Regions from separate parts of the Homo sapiens genome. Here region 1 is linked to region 2. The links are chromatin loops, found by intact Hi-C in ENCODE. Cell type or tissue: PC-9. All regions are shown on one strand. Links, peaks and the distances in the headings refer to the core of each region. The heading gives the core; the rest is flanking DNA.

What was found. Peaks named below come from ENCODE experiments on the same cell type or tissue, not always from the same donor. Only the 100,000 strongest peaks of a DNase experiment are listed, where the experiment ranks them.
Region 1: it touches region 2 in a loop (3-fold over the local background); 1 of 110 quality-filtered maps calls a loop at or near these places.

The regions. Positions count from the first base shown.
Region 1 is chr5:56,523,048-56,531,368 of GRCh38, reverse strand. All of the region lies in intron 4 of C5orf67 (chromosome 5 putative open reading frame 67), which reads left to right. Among named protein-coding and RNA genes, the nearest start is that of LINC01948, 45 kb to the right of the region's middle. In PC-9, for the core only: no CTCF peak of the experiment used is centred there; DNase peaks (open chromatin) are centred at 3,998 and 6,088; H3K27ac peaks cover 5,103 bases.
Region 2 is chr5:56,753,335-56,761,655 of GRCh38, reverse strand. No RefSeq gene overlaps it. Among named protein-coding and RNA genes, the nearest start is that of MAP3K1, 58 kb to the left of the region's middle. RefSeq lists an enhancer at 4,443-4,944. In PC-9, for the core only: no CTCF peak of the experiment used is centred there; DNase peaks (open chromatin) are centred at 1,895 and 4,355; H3K4me3 peaks cover 437 bases; H3K27ac peaks cover 1,691 bases.

The DNA of each region.
Region 1 (8,321 bases), core at 166-8,165, 230 kb after region 2:
AGAAGAGCAGAAGAGCAAAACAGCGCAGAGCCAAGGGAGAACTTATACAGGGGGCCAGTCAATTCAGTCTATGTATTCAGCTCCTGTCGCTGGAGATTCATTGATGAACAAGACAAATCTGGTCCTTCTCTTTGAGAAGCTTGCTGTCCAGTGGAAAAAAACAGATGAGCCAAGTAAGAAACTAACAAATAATTACAAAAGACAATAATGGTTATGAAGGAAGTAAGCTGGCTGCTGTGATAGAGGGTATTAAGAATGGGTGACACATCCTTTTAGAGAGGCGGCCAGGGAAGACCTCTTTCAGCAGGTGCTATTCCAGCTCAGATGTGCAGGTGAAAAAGCACCTAGCCAAGGAAGAAGAGTGGATGGGCTTTCCAGCAGAGGGAAAAGCAGGGCAAAGCTGCTGAGACAGGAAAGAGCTTGGCACATTGGAGGGCAGCAGATGGCCAGGGTGACAGGTGCACAGAGACCAGAGAGGAAGGGGACATGTGATAGAACTGGAAGGGTAGGATGGGGCCAGATGACATAGCCCATAGTAATAAAATTTGGACTTTATACTAAGAGCGAATTTCAACAGCATGAAACTGAAAACAGAGATTAAGGAGAGTGAGGACTGGGAGAATGCCATTGGATTCAGCCTTGAGGTGATCTTCAAGATAGCACAGGAGAGAGATGGTGGCTGAAGTTAGTCTGCAGTGTTGAGAGACTTAAAGCATCTGTACAGCCCTTCCTGGAGAAGTTTGGCAGTCAGAGAGGGCAGGGAGATAGATATTCTTGGGGATCCCACCAAAAATCATACTCATCTGGGACACCTAGGTGGCCATGCCGATAGGCACATGCCAGGGCTTGTTTGTATTGCTGTAGCTGAAGTCGTAAAGGAAAATGGAACACCCAGCCCCTGCTCAAAGCCATGCCTTAAGTCCCCGGAAAGGCCTAGTAGAAAACCAGCATGCTGCATCATACAAAGATAAGGCCAGAAGCCACCAGTGCGGTTGGCCCCTGTCTGGCTGAGTGGCTGGCTTTCGCCCCTCAGAGCTGATGGCAAGGACCAGGCAATGGAGACGGATTAGGAAAGCCCCAGGCCTGGGCAGCCAGCGAGGGAAGAAACTATGCCATCCCGACTGTCACTTCACACAGTATGCTTGACTCATGGGTGTCGACAATTGCACTGTAATTGTAATTATACTAGGCAATGTTTCATAATACCTTCTGTCAACTGATATTTCGTAAAAGGCCATGAAGTTTTAATAGTTGGCTGCTTCAAGAGATCGCTTAGCTTTTAAACCCGAGCCGAAGGAGGCTGAGTGGGATCCGGGTTATAATTATAAGGGTTGAGAAGTGGCTGGGAATACTATAAATGCCAAATAAAAAGGAAACGCACTAATATCCAGGGCCTGCTTGTGGAGAAGGGCTGATTCAACCCTCTGCCTGCTGCCCTAGCTCTGTGAATGCCCAGGACAAAAAGCAGGAACCAGGTCCCTAATTGCAATGGCCTCCCAAGCAGGGGGAAAGACCAACATTTGCCTCCTTGACTCTCTTGTGAGGCCTCAGTTTGTGTGCTGGGGTTTTTGAGTGGAAGTCCAGGGTGGAATCAGTGGAAGGGGTGGAGGGAAGCCCTGCGCGAGTGTGCCCTGGCCTAGGGGGAGCGGCATTTCGCAAACCCCCTATGCATAGTGCTGTCCTCAGCCCAGAGCCTCTGACAATACCTGGGCCTGGCCTTGCCCTAGACCAAACACAACAGGGTCTTTACCAAGGGACCTCAGTTTCAGAATTAAAAAAAAAAAAAATCTCTGTGGTAGGCTGAAGAATGCATGCACCCCCAACAAAAATGTTCTAATTCCTGGAGCCTGTGATTTTGTTTTCTAATTTCCATAGGTTTGGGGGGAACAGGTGGTGTTTTGCTACATGAGTAAGTTCTTTAGTGGTGATTTGTGAGATTTTGGTGCACCCATCACTCAAGCAGTGTACACTGCACCCAATTTGTAGCCTTTTATCCCTCGCCCCCTTCCCAACCTTTCCTCCCGAGTCACTAAAGCCCATTGTGTCATTCTTATGCCTTTGCATCCTCATAGCTTAGCTCCCACTTATGAGTGAGAATATACAATGTTTGGTTTTCCATTCCTGAGTTACTTCACTTAGAATAATAGTCTCCAGTTCCATCCAGGTTGCTGCAAATGTCATTAATTCGTTTCTTTTTATGGCTGAGTAGTATTCCATCATATATATATGAATTATGATGTATTCCGTCATATATCTATATGAATATATGATGAAGAAATTGTGGTATATGTATATACACAATATATATACAAAAATACAAAAACATAATTATATATATGTATATGTGTGTGTATATATATATGTGTGTGTATATATATATATGTGTGTGTGTGTGTATATATATATATATATATATATATATATATATACACACACCACAATTTCTTCATCCACTCGTTGATTGATAGAGATTTGGGCTGGTTCCATATTTTCTCAATAGCGAATTGTACTGCTATAAACATGCTGTTATATGGTGAAAGGGACTTTGCAGGTGTGATTAAGTTAAGGGTGTTGAGATGAGGGGATCACCCTGGATTATCTAGGTGAGCCTGACGTAACCACAAGGTTCCTTATTGGGGAGGAGTCGGAGGCCAGGGGACAAGGGAAGCAGAGATAGGAGTGATGATGCCCTTTGCAAATGGAGGAAGGGTCCATGAGCAGCCAAGGACCGTAAGTGCCCTCCAGAAACTAGAAAGGTCAAGGAAATGGATTTCTCCTACAGCCTTTAGAAGGAAGGCAGCCTTGCTGACACCTTGACTTTGGCCCAGTGGAACTGGTTTTGGACTTCTGATTTCCAAAACTGTAAGAGAATAAATGTGTGCTATTTGAAGCCAGAAGTTTCTGGTATTCGTTTCAGCAGCCCTAAGAAACCAATGCAATCGGCACGGGTGATCCTAGTGATCAGCCAAGGTTAAGGATCTACCATGGAGAATCTTGCCACTCAAAGTAGTACCAGCAGCATCTGCTGCACCACAGATTATTAGAAATGCAGAGTCGCAGGACCTGCCCCAGACGTACGGGATCAATATCTGCATTTAACAAGATTCCCAGATGATTTGAATGCACGCTTGTTTGAGAAGCACTGAATTCTAGAAAAATGGTTTTCCACACTAGCTTTACTTTAGAATCTCCCTGGAATGGGTGGGACAGAGAACTTAAAAAGTACAGATTTCTGGGCCAGGACATGCTGCTTTTGGAAGTTTCTCAGGGACAGGGTGGGGGGCGGCATGGTGGCTCACTCCTGTAATCCTAGCACTTTGGGAGGCTGAGGCAGGCAGATTGCCTGAGCCCAGGAGTTCGAGACCAGCCAGGGCAACATGGCAAAACCCCACCTCTACAAAAAAATACAAAAATTAGCCAGGAGTGGTGGCGTGTGCCTGTAGTCTCAGCTACTTGAGAGGCTGATGTGGGAGGATTGTTGAGCCTGGGAAGTCGAGGCTGCAGTGAGCCAAGTTTGTGTCACTGCACGCCAGCCTGGGTGACAGAGTGAAACCCTGTCTCAAAAAAAAGAAGTTTCTCAGGTGGTTTTAATTTTTAATGTGAAATCAGGGGTAAGAACTAGTGATCTGGGACAAAAGGTTTTCAGATTGAATCACCAAGAGAGGCTGTTAAAAATTAAGGATTTCTGAGCTTTATCCCTGAGTTTCTTCTCATTCAGTAAGTCTGGGTTGGGGTCTGGGAGGACACATTTTTTAACAAATATCCAAGGGAACTCTAACATCAGAAATGACCTCTGGGATAGGTGCTGTGGCTCCCTGCCTGCCTGTAGCCCTGTTCTGCTCTGAGAGAGACTGCCTTCCTGCTCTGCAATCTGCCCCACCCCAGCTAATGGCTCATCTCTTAGGACGTCCCTTTACCTACCCTAAGCAGAAAAGTTCTATGACAGGCCCTCAGGAGGATGTAGTCCTGAGGAGGTGACTGGGGAGTGGCCAGGAAGTGCTTCTTGGGAAGGTGGCATCATTCTTGATTAGATTATTCATCCCAGGTCCTGAGAAATAGCTTTCGTGGTAGCAGAGGAAGTGAACCAGCCATGCAGCCAGGTGCCAAGGAGCAGCCAGAGGTGGGGAGTGTGAGCCGACCCTGCCTTGCCCAGCCCTGCCCAGCCCTGCCCTTACTGCGCTCCTGTGGTTCCAGGCCCTAAAACTGCAGCCTGGAATGCCACAGTGTCTGTCCCATAGCAAACTGCTCTCTCCTGGCCTCCCCACTCTTTTTCAATCAAATATTATTCTATTTTTAACATAGGTTCTGAAAACAATGCCCTCATCCAAAGGACCTGCAAATGTTAAGCACTGTGGAAAAAAAATCGTACAAATCACGTTGATCCCAAACCCAACCTATTCTTGTCTAACATTAAGGCCTCACATTCATTTGCTAATTACTTATTGTATTCATAATAATATTACTGTGTTGAATCCTGGCTGTGCCAGTAGTTGCATGGTTTTGGGCAACTCATCTAACCTCCCTGAGATTATTTCATCAACTGTCAGGGAGGGATAGTTGTACTTACTTCAAGGGCTGACGTGAAGACTGAGAGAGATAATGTACCTAAAACACATAATCTAGTACCTCAATCAATGACAGATGCTATTACTAACAATCATTTCATCTGGGAATGAGATCCAATCAGGTAAATTAGGAAGGTTCAGTTTCTAAAGTACCTTTAGAGCTAGTTGAAGTAAAGGGGGATCTTCTCCCATCTTGCAATAATTTTCTGGAGGCTGGGTGTGAAATCAGAAAATTTATCTGAAACTTGAAAATAAGCGAAAGAGGTTACCAGGGACTTAGTGCTAGGTTGACGTTCTATTGTTTGAGCTACCTTACAGCTCTAGAGATCCAGTTCTTAACAGGCAGATTTTATCTGCTGGAGGTGCAAATAATTTCTGTCCCTTAGAAAAGATAACCCAAAAGTTATCTTACAGTTTATGGCTCTGTTGGATATTGACCAGCTTTGTGCTTGACCTGGCAATCTTATCCTAACGTTGCCTCTAAATACGTAGCTTCTCAAATGCTCTTCGACCAGTGTTAATTGGATAAAGTATTTGACACACATTCGTTTTATATTTATATGAGAATCATGATTTCACCTTTTTGAAAGCATCTGCTTATATGCAGTTTGTCCAGAGCTTGACTTCTTGGAAATATCAGTTTTAAGGGAGGTCTGATCTGGGTTCCACGTTACAAGTGTTTTTCATGTTGGAACATGCACAGGATAAAAAAAGGGCAGAGGTAGGTAGAGATAGGAGTATTTGTACATTGATTGTAAGTTATAATTTTATCTCTCACTTCTTTCTTTGGTGCCAAAGGACTGCATTCATATTGTAATGATAGCAATTATCATGTACACCATAGTTAGATATTTATGTGTCTACCTCTTCATTAAATAGTGAGCTCTCCGAGGAAAGCAATTGTCTCATGCATCTTTGTATTCCCAGCACCTAGCACAGAAGTCAGCACTTGGAAGCAAATAAACACCTAATTGAAATGGACAAAGCTGTCTAGGTCCTTGCTACTCCAAATGCAATTGTGGACCATAAGCACCCACATCAGCTGGGAGCAGTCAGAAGGCAGAATCATAGGCCCACTCCCGGCTCACTGAGTCGGGATTATCATTTCAGCAAGATCCTCAGGTGATTCTGCACACTGTTCTAGCCGATTGTCAGTTTGGGGGCAGTGGCTCTGCTATTAGGGAGAAATGAGATTTGAGTAAAGAAAGTTGTAAAGTGATTGTCCCCAGTTTTACATCAATTCAGCTATGATTGCAAAATTGAGATCATTGCCTCAAGCATATTGTTGCTGAGATCAAAGTGGGATAGATTGTGCATCTCACAGTAGAATACCAGTTGGTTGATAAAAGCTGTGACTTTTGGAGGGCAGAGCCATTAAGTTTGGTTTGGCAGGAGGAGTGTTATGTTCTTTGAGTACAGCTCTACAACCAAAGGCCCCTCTGCCCTGCTCGATTCCAAGTTGAGCCCGCGAGCCTTTACTCACTAGGAGTGTCTGACTCAACTTCTGTTGGCTCCAAGCCCAAACCAAATGAAGGCTCAGGTTGTCCCTTTGTGGAATCATGATGGTTTAATCATAAATGTGAAATCTCTATTTGTCACATCAAGGTTTAAGTTGTCAGGGATATTTGCCCAATATCCCTAAGGAAAGCCAAAGACAAAGGAAGAAAAACCAGCAGAAACTTTTGGGAGTGTCTCAGATATAACATCTTGACAAGGAGAGGTGGTTATTAACTGGCTGAAATAAGTGATACCTTGCAGATAAGAATGTAGAGTTACAGAACAGGGATCTTCCAAAATATCTGCAAAGAAATTAAAAAATTGAAGAATAATAAGAAATTGACTTTTTTTTCTTTTTGTCTGAGCATGCTTCATTTCTTCCTAATAAATCCGCAAGCCTATCTGTAAAAGAGTGAGAGTTTTACTTACTCTCCCAACAAAGAGATTCGACAACTCAGCAACTCAGTAAGAATCAGGATAGCAGAGTCTGGAAGTTAGAGGAAGCCTAAATCATCTCATGCAGGGTCTGCAAGCCCAAATGCTTCCAGGCACCAAGAAGAGAAGCAAATGTGAGAAGCAGGCAGCTGGGTGATATTAGGGAACTAGGAAGTGAGTGCTTAGAAAAGTCATTCACATTCACATTTTTAAAACACCGCTAGGTGAATGAAACAATCTGTAAGCATAATTAGGTGCATTTATTTATATTTCAAAAACCCAAGACCCAGGGAAGGAAAATTTTCTGCCCACGTTCATACAATTCTAACTTACCCATAGTAATGAATATTCCAACTGTTTCAACTCCTGTTTACCCATTGAGGGGACATTTAGATTGTATTTATATACACAACTCTGTGTGTGTGTCTGTGTGTGATAAACCAAACAGGTTCGATTCTTATAACCGGTTGGAAATTATCCAGTTGCTAACAACAAAATGCAGTAACTCTAAACCACATAGTGGTGCAGTGAGAGAGTAAAAACAAATGAACAAAACCAGCCGTCTTTTCTATTCATCTGGCCCATATTTTTACAAGGCTATAAATAATTGCATTTAGGCTATAAATAATTGTCTTGGATGTTTTTGAAATTGTAATAAAAATCTGTATGTTTTAAGAGAAAGATTCCTGAGTTTAAAATTTTAATTGGTTGATTACTTAAAAAAGGGTGTGCGTTCCTCAGAGGAGGTGATAATTGGTGGCTCGACCATGATCTTGGCCAGTTGCTTTTCCCTAGTCCAAGCCAGGATGCACCACCAGACTTCCCTCAAACTTGAGTTTAGCAGAATGTGCAGGGATTGCTGTTTCTAGCTTCCTGCTCAGTTATATCTGGAGGCTGTTCCCTGTCAGCTTTTTTCAAGCCATGTCAGGCATTAGGAATTGCTTTCCTGTAAGAAGGCAGAGAAAGAGGCAAGCAAGCCAGCCACTTGAGAGGCCATTTGAGTCTGCCTCACACAGTAGCACCTGCATTCAGTGGACACAAGAATCCTCTATTTAGCATGCTTCTGTCTATACAATATGATTTTATTATTTCCCCTATGTCAGGTATTTTGTGTGAATTTTTAAAAATGTAATCCTCATAACAAATATATGTTAGTACAATCGACATCTTCATTTTACAGATGGGAAACTAAGGTTTATAGAGTTTAAATAACTTGCCTATGTGGTTGAGATTGGAACCCAGACCTGTCTCTCTTCACAGTCCAAGTTTTTAGGCACTAAGCTATACTCCCTATTCTAGGCCAAACATCTAAAGGCAAGCTTGATTTACATGGTCTTTGTTTGTTTGTTTGTTTGTTTCTATATCTTCTATCAAATTGGCCATTATCCATGGGTGACTCAAAACAGCATCTTTGACCAGGACTTTGACCTTCAAATGTGGAGGATGCTGACCTTTTTTTCTAGTTATTGGGGAGAGGCTGGGTGTGTTGTTCACCCAAGAACTGAGTGTTTTTAAAAAGTTTTAAGAGCTCCACTGGTGAGCCAGTAGAAGTAGGTGTTTTGCAGTACTGGTGTCTGAAAAGCAATTTTTCAAAAGGCAAATCCCATTGTTCTGTGGACTTCAGTTATAAAATCACAGCCACATTCCCACAGGCTAGAATGGAAAAGTCCAGTTCCTGAGTCACTGGGTTGAAAAGTTTTGGCAAGAATTGGCCAAGTGACCTGGCCTGGCCCAGGGAGGGCAGAACTCAGAAAGTTACACAATTGTCTCCTGACCCTGGAATCTCCTTTCCAGGGCAAACCCCATTCTTTTTCTTCCCCTTTC
Region 2 (8,321 bases), core at 22-8,021:
GGTTTATCAGTTAAAAGTAGTAAAAGTTTTGCGTTGATTGATGCCTCTGAGCTATTTGAGGTGTCGATAAACAACCAAAATGGGAAGTTGAAGACTTAAATAGGTCAAAAGAAGTTAGTATTTTCAGAATTGTATTCCATATGTGAATATAGAACACACAAGGGAGTAGTCAATATAAATAACTGGCACATAATTTTAAGCAAAAACCCTAGATAATCAGTTGGGGGCTACATTTTAATGTGGTTTTACCAGTGAACAAATCAGTGAGGTTTTCCCTTCCAGCAGTTAAAGTGCTTGAGATTTTAAGGAACTGAACTCTGAGCAAAAAGACCCACATAATACAAGTCTTCCACAGACCAAGTGTAATGTAACTTTTAGAAAACAAAAGCCTCAGCTCCTCAGGGCCAGCCGACCTCCAAGATACAGAATGACCCTCTCTCCAGAACACACTCTTCAAAAGCCAGCACAAATGTCTGCCAGGCATTTGGGGGGCAGGGGTATCTAAGTTTTCCTTCATTTATTCTTAAAATTCACTGATAGGGTAGGTTCCTAGGAACAATAAGTGTTTGATTTTTGGAAGTCCCTTTGTTTTCTTTTTTGTTTTCCTTTCCATTGTTTAAATCACTGAAGGAGTGGTTTCCCAAGCTCACTGAAACAAAGGAATGGAACATGCTTTCACTAAAGCCTTCTAGGAAGCTTTGGGACGGGGAGGAGGGTGGGTGGACCATTCAGGAAAGTGACTTAAGGTCACTGGTGACGGAGCAGAGTCAGCGAGGGTGAGAACGAGGGCAGACCTAAGACCAGAGCTGTAGGTGCTGGTGGATGGACTAAGAATTCCTGGGGAGGCAAAGGGCTGGGGAAACTACTTGAGTGTCCTTGGAAGCAGTGGGTGCCTCAGCACCATGGAGGCCAGTGCTGCTTCATCCTGGCTCGTTACACCCAATGGGCCCTTGGCCACTAGACTTAGTACATTAGAATCTCTGTGGAAAGGATTGGTATATTAAAAAATCCTGTCCAGGTAATTTTAACGAGTAGCAATGAAATCAGCTTCTGAGCAGGGAAATAATTATATGTGGGGTACAAGGGAATGAACTGAGAATTCCAACATTGAAACCCCCTGAGGTATTAACTTGGGTCATGTTGAAGGTAATACCTACTTTATGGAATTGCTAGGGAGATTATCCTTAGGGTTGAGCTCAGAGGTTTGGAATCAAACACACTGGCTTCAAATCTTAGTTCAGTCTATTTGACCATTTGTGTGTCCTTAAGCAAGTTACTTAATTTCTTTAAGCCCCAGTTTCTTCATTTGTAAAACAGGGGTAATAGTGCTTACAGGGAGGACTCAGTTCTGCAGCTGCCCTGAGCGTGCTGCTTGGCATATGGAAAGTATGCAAACATCAGAGCCGCACTTCATTTCTTCCCTTGTCCTCCTGTTCTTGCTGCTATTATATCTAATGCCTGACAAAATGTGTACAAACCTAAATGCTAATCTTTTATTTCCATTTCCAAACTTTGTTAATACTTATCATGGGATATAAATAGACTGTAGAACATTATTTATTATGATGTTATGGTATACTATGGTACAGTACTATATACTGTATAGTGGCTGCTGATCTTTTTTTCTTTTTCCTAAATTCAAGTATTTTAATACAAGGTATGCAGAATATGTGCAAAGACTAAATGCTGGTTGTCTGGGTGGGGTTCATGCCAAATCAAATGTGACAGCCTTTTCCGGAAAGAAAGAATAATGACATTGTTACCACCTAGATATTAACTGAATATGCTAAGCTCATCATATAGACTGCCCAAGTCGATCTGTACAACATCCTTTTGAGGTTGTTAGTAGAATTACCTGTTTTTTAGATAAGGAAATGGAAGCTTACAGTCATTTGCCCAAGGTCAGAGAACCAGTTAAGGAGGATTCCAACTCAGGCAGGCTGGCTCAGAGCCCTGCCTGTTACCATTATGCTTACCAGGCCTCACGGGCCCTGGCTGGGAGCTCAGGTTCAAGGATTCCTTTCCGGCAGGCCAGCTATCATAAGAGGAAAGGGAGTACCAGAAAGCTTTTTCTCTAATTTGCTAAATATCAACTTTCCTAATATATGAATTACTGCTTAGAGGCAGAGTTGTTATACTGTGTAATACATTTTGAAGTATGGTGTGTATGTTCCTGTGGTTGCATTTTTCGTGCATATACACACATCTCTGCAAACTTTATATGACAGGAGGGATAAAAGGCAATGAGATGTTTTCAGAAAAGTTACAATTATCTGTATTAAGATGTATTTTCTTTTGATTATAAAACAGGTACAAAAATCAGAATATAAAATAATATAGTATCCTAACATTAAAAAATGCACATTTATATTAATGTTAAATTCTAAATGTTAACATTCAAATGTTGACAGTGGTTATCTCTATAATGGTAGCCTTGGGTTGACTATCACTTTACCTTTCTGCCCTTTTGAATTGTCTGAATTTTTAAAATAATGGGCATGTATTACTTTTATGATAAGAAATCTAAAAACACAATCCTGTTCTAGAAAACTTAGAAAAGCCCAGAAAACTATAAAGAAGAATATAACAATCTTACCACCAGTTAAAAATGCTGACAACATTAGCAAACACACTTCCAATCATCTCTACTTGTATGTATATTATGTGGTAGAGATCATCTACAATTCATAATTTGGTGACTCATTTTCTTTTCTTTCTTTTTAAAAAGTCGAAAGCATTTTTATGATATTAAAGACTCTTCTTAAGTATTATTATTATTTGAGATGGAGTTTTGCTCTTGTTGCCCAGGCTGGAGTGCAATGGCATGATCTTGGCTCACTGCAACCTCCACCTCCCAGGTTCAAGCGATTCTCCTGCCTCAGCCTCCTGAGTAGCTGGGATTACAGGCCTTGCACCACCATGCCCGGCTAATTTTGTATTTTTAGTAGAGATGGGGTTTCTCCATGTTGGTCAGGCTGGTCTCAAACTCCCGACCTTAGGTGATCCACCCACCTTGGCCTCCCAAAGTGCTGGGATTACAGGCGTGAGCCACCGCCTGGCCTTAGCATTATTTACATTATTTAAATGTTACACAATAGATCATATGTACAATTTACTTAACCTTGCCCTATGTTTTTTCTCTTTTTTTTAATATGATCAACAATGATATGTATTAGATATCTTTATTCATGAATATTGGATTATATTTCGGATTATTTTCTAGATTCCTAGAATTAGTGGGTTAAAGTGAATGATCATAATTTATTTATTGCTACATAAAAAAATCCAAAACATGGTGACTTAATAATATATTATTGTTTTTCATGGTTCTGTGGGTTGAATGAGCTGAGCTCAGTAGTTCTTGTTTGGGAGTCTGGGGCTGAGCCATCTGGAAGCTTTACTGGTTGGACATTCAACATGGCTTCTTCATGCACATGCGTGATCCCTCTGTGTTCCTCCACGTGGCCTCTTTCCAGTACAGTGGCTGGATTTCTTCCGTGTCTCTCAGGGATCCAAGAGGCAAGAAGTGGAAACTGTCAGTCCTCTTAAAGACCAGGGCCTGGAGCTGGCACAATGTCACTTCCACCGTATCTTCTGTTGAGAGTAGTCACCGGCCAGCTGAGCTTCGAGGGTGTGCAGGAGCAGCCTCCCCTCTCCATGGAAGAGTGGCATGTGTCTACAAGAGGGCAGCAGTTGATGGCAACCATCTTTGTTTTTGTTTGTTTGTTTGTTTGTTTTTGTTTTTGTTTTTTGAGATGGTGTCTCGCTCTGTTGCCCAGGCTGGAGTGCAGTGGCGCGATCTCGGCTCACTGCAGGCTCCGCCTCCCGGGTTTATGCCATTCTCCTGCCTCAGCCTCCCTAGTAGCTGGGATTACAGGCACCCGCCACTTACGCCCGGCTAGTTTTTTGTATTTTTAGTAGAGATGGGGTTTCACCGTGCTAGCCGGAATGGTCTTGATCTCCTGACCTCGTGATCCACGCGTCTCGGCCTCCCAAAGTGCTGGGATTACAGGCGTGAGCCACCGCGCCCAGCCAAGGCAGCCAACTTTGAAGTCAGGCTACCACAGATCATTTTTGAAAATGGAATAAAATACAGTTTGGTACAGTTTTAAGCAAACTTGTGAAGTGACTGAATATTTACAAGTCTACAGAAAGACATTTCTGTCAGAAATAAATCTTGCTAAAGCCCCTTGAAGGAAGTGTGAGGGAAGAAAGTAGGCCAATGGAGGCTAGTCTCTTCAATAGGGCTAAATGTCCCCATGTCCCCTGGGAAGGTTTCTGCAGGGGGATGGAGTGCTAAGGAGCGAGAGTTAGTGACTGCTGAATGACTCGTTGTGCCTCAGGCAAACACTGAACTTTCCTGTTCCTTGAGGTTCAGCTCAGGCTGTCCCTGTCCAGTCCAGACCTCCGGGGCCAAACCACAGCCTGGGCAGAGGTGCCAGCCGGGAGGGTGTGGGGAATGCAGGGACAGCCCTGGAGGGAGAAGGGCAAGTCATTGCTGGGAAGTGATTTGAGATAGGGCTGTGAGGGGAAGGAAGAGGGAGGTGCGGGATGAGGTGACCAACTGAACACAGACATCTCCATCTCTGGCTTGAAGACACAACGGATCTACAGCACTTAGCAGTGAGGGGCACGCTTCAGACGGTACTGTTCTTTCTGGGAAGGGCCCAGTGACCCGAAATCTAGCATTCAGCCCCCATAGACACTCCAACGCAAGCTATTGTAAGGTTCTGTATTGCTTCAGGAACAGGAAAGAGGAGGACTACTGCTCACTCTTCATCCACCTCAGATGCTCCCCCACCCCCTCCCCACTGGAAATTCCACTTCCCACCCCACCTTCCCTCACCTGAGGGATCCCTCCATCCTTAGTTGTCCCAAACCTCCACAGAGGCTGAGGAGACAAGATTAGGAGTGAGGTTTTTGAGCTCACTGTTCAGGTTGGGATTCGGGCTTTACCACATTCTCTGAGTGACTTTTGGTTAGTTAGTAAGCTTCTTTGCATGTTGGTTCACTCATCTATAAAAGGGGGACTTAAATATAGTCTCACCTCATTCTGTTGTTGTAAGGATTGAATGAGTTAATTATGTAGAATTTTTTAGAACTCTGTGTGGCCCACAGTAAACACTCACAAAGCATTATTTTAACTTTCTATTACTTAAAAAAAGAGAATTTTTTTTTGGTTTAAATAGACTTTATCTTTTAGAAAGGTCTTAGGATCACAGCAAAATTGAGCAGAAAGTACAGAGATTTCCCATATGCATCCTGCCTGCATACACACATAAGCAGAGCCTTCCCCACCATCGGGATCCTGCACCCGGTAGTACATTTGTTGCAACTGATGAACATACTACAGTGACACATGATTATCACCGAAATCCATAGTTTACCTTACGGTTCACTTTTGGTGTTGTACATTCTATAGGTCTGGACAAATGTATAACGATATGCATCCACAATTCCAGCATCAGACAGAATTGTTTCACTGCCCTAAACATCCTCTTTTGTATTACTTTTAATTACAATTTGCCTTGAATTGTAGATAAGACATTCTTACATATCCTTTATTACTTCTTCTAAGCTAATCAAGCTGGGTTAGTTTATGTGAACTGTACAATATTACTTGTTCCACAGAGCCATGCATGAAACTTGGCAAATGGATAGTGAATTAGTGGTAGAAGAGGTGAGCAAATGAATGAATGAGACCTGTGGGTAGGGGTAAAAGACAAACTCAGGTGAGATTTTTGATTTTGATTTTTTATACTTTTTGAGTATTTTCTATATTTTCTCCAATGAGCATATTATGTTTATAGTCAGAAATAATAAAGATGATTTGTTTTAAACTTTTAAGTTTGGGGTACATGTGAAGGTTTGTTACTTAGGTAATCACGTGTCATGGGGGTTTGTTGTGCAGATTATTTCATTACCCAGGTATTAAGCCTAGTACCCATTAGATCCTCTCCCTCTTCCCATCCTTCACCCTCCAATGGGCCCTAGTGTGTGTTGTTCCCCTCTATGTGTTCATGTGTTCTCATCATTTAGCTCCCACTTACAAGTGAGAGCATGCAGTATTCGGTTTTCTGTTCCTGCATTAGTTTTCTAAGGATAATGGTCTCCAGCTCCATCCATGTCCTGTGTAAATGTACCATGGTGTAAATGTACCACATTTTCTTACATCCATGGTGTAAATGTACCACATTATCTAGTCTAGTACTGATGGGCATTTAGGTTGATCCCATATCTTTACTATTGTGAATAGTGATGCAATGAACATACACAGGCATGTAGAAAAATGCAAATCAAAACCACAATGAGATACCATCTCACACCAGTCAGAATGGCTATTATTAAAAAGTAAAAAAATAACAAATGCTGGTGAGGTTGTGGAGAAAAAGGAACCCCTATACATTCCTGGTGGGAGTGTAAATTAGTTCAACCATTGTTGAAGACAGTGTGGCAATTCCTTGGAGATCTGAAGACAGAAATATCATTCGACTCAGAAATCCCATTGCTGAGTATATGCCCAAAGGAATATAAATCGTTCTATTATAAAGACACATGCACATGCGTATGTGTGTGTGTTTTTAAAAAATACCTTAAACTTGCTTTCTGTTCCTCAGCTCCTTCTTTACCCATTGGTGCTTAGCTCTGGTTCCTCTGTTGCCAGCATACACCATGGAATCTATGCCAGGCAGCGTGGGGTTTGTCAGCTAGTGTTCATGTTGACCACAGTTAAGAGCACAGACTCTGGAGCCAGGTGCTTGGGTTCAAATTTGCGTTCCTCCCCTCCTAGCTGTGTGAACTTGGGCAAGTTAGTTACTTCTCTGTATCTGCCTTTCCTCATCTGTAAAATAGGTATGATGGCACATACCTCATAGGGATTTGTGAGGATTCTCTCAGTTAATACAGGTCAAGTGCTTAGGACAGTGACTGGCACATAATAAATATTTGCAGGTGTTAGCTCTTGTTTCTGTCATATACTGAAGCCTATTAGGACACAAAGAATCAGCCTAGAGAAGTTTCTGTTCTAATAAAGGACTGTTGAGGGCCTATTTAGACCCTGCCTTTTCTACTACCACAGCCACGTGCTGGTCTGAAGAAATATAGATAATTCTGGCAAAACAAGCTGCTTTTTAAATTTTTGTACAAATCTAACTTTCAAGCTCTGCTACCTTTGAACTAAAGCTCTCTTGTAATAAATGCATCAAGAAAATAATTAAAGAGTTAGAGATTTGGTTATAAGCTAAATAGTAACAAGGGAATCTGCTTGCTCCCTGGATCATCCTTTCACCCTTTAATGGCAACAGCAAAATGTAACAAGCAAGACTGGAACGAGAGTTGAGCCCCTGCTGAGAGTATCTGGTTAGAGGTGGTTCAGGTAGGTCTTGTCACTTTCGATCTCAGTTCATCTTGGCATGAGGTATGAGAATGTACATGGCTGGAGGATGTCACTTTCCCAGCCAAGGCATCAATCCCTAGAGTCTTTACCATTAGAAAATGTTCAATATTGTGACTTCTTCCAATGAATGTCAAGCCTAAAGTTAAGCCCAAATCCAAACCTCTTTGATTATTATTTTATTTTTTTATTATTATTATACTTTAAGTTTTAGGGTACATGTGCATAACGTGCAGGTTTGTTACATATGTATACATGTGCCATGTTGGTGTGCTGCACCCATTAACTCGTCACTTAGCATTAGGTATATCTCCTAATGCTATCCCTCCCCCCTCCCCCCACCCCACAACAGTCCCTGGTGTGTGATGTTCCCCTTCCTTTGTCCATGTGTTCTCGTTGTTCAATTCCCACCTATGAGTGAGAACATGTGGTATTTTGTGTTTTGTCCTTGCGATAGTTTGCTGAGAATGGTGGTTTCCAGCTTCATCCATGTCCCTACAAAGGACATGAACTCATCATTTTTTATGGCTGCATAGTATTCCATGGTGTATATGTGCCACATTTTCTTAATCCAGTCTATCACTGTTGGACTTTTGGGTTGGTTCCAAGTCTTTGCTATTGTGAATAGTGCCGCAATAAACATACGTGTGCATGTGTCTTTATAGCAGCATGATTTATGATTATTATTTTCAGTTATTATTATGCTTCTGCTAGCCTGAGGTTTCTTTAATATTCCTATACTGAGGGAGGTTTCATTTGGCCAGCATAAAAATCTCAAAACAATCCTATTTTCAAGAAATGGCTGATGTGTATGCAGATACAGCAGACTTCATTCATCCAACAGATACTATGAGCAGGTGCTAGGCTTCAGGCACTGAGCTAGGTGCTGGGGAGATGGTAATGAACAGGCCAATGAAGCTTCTTTCCT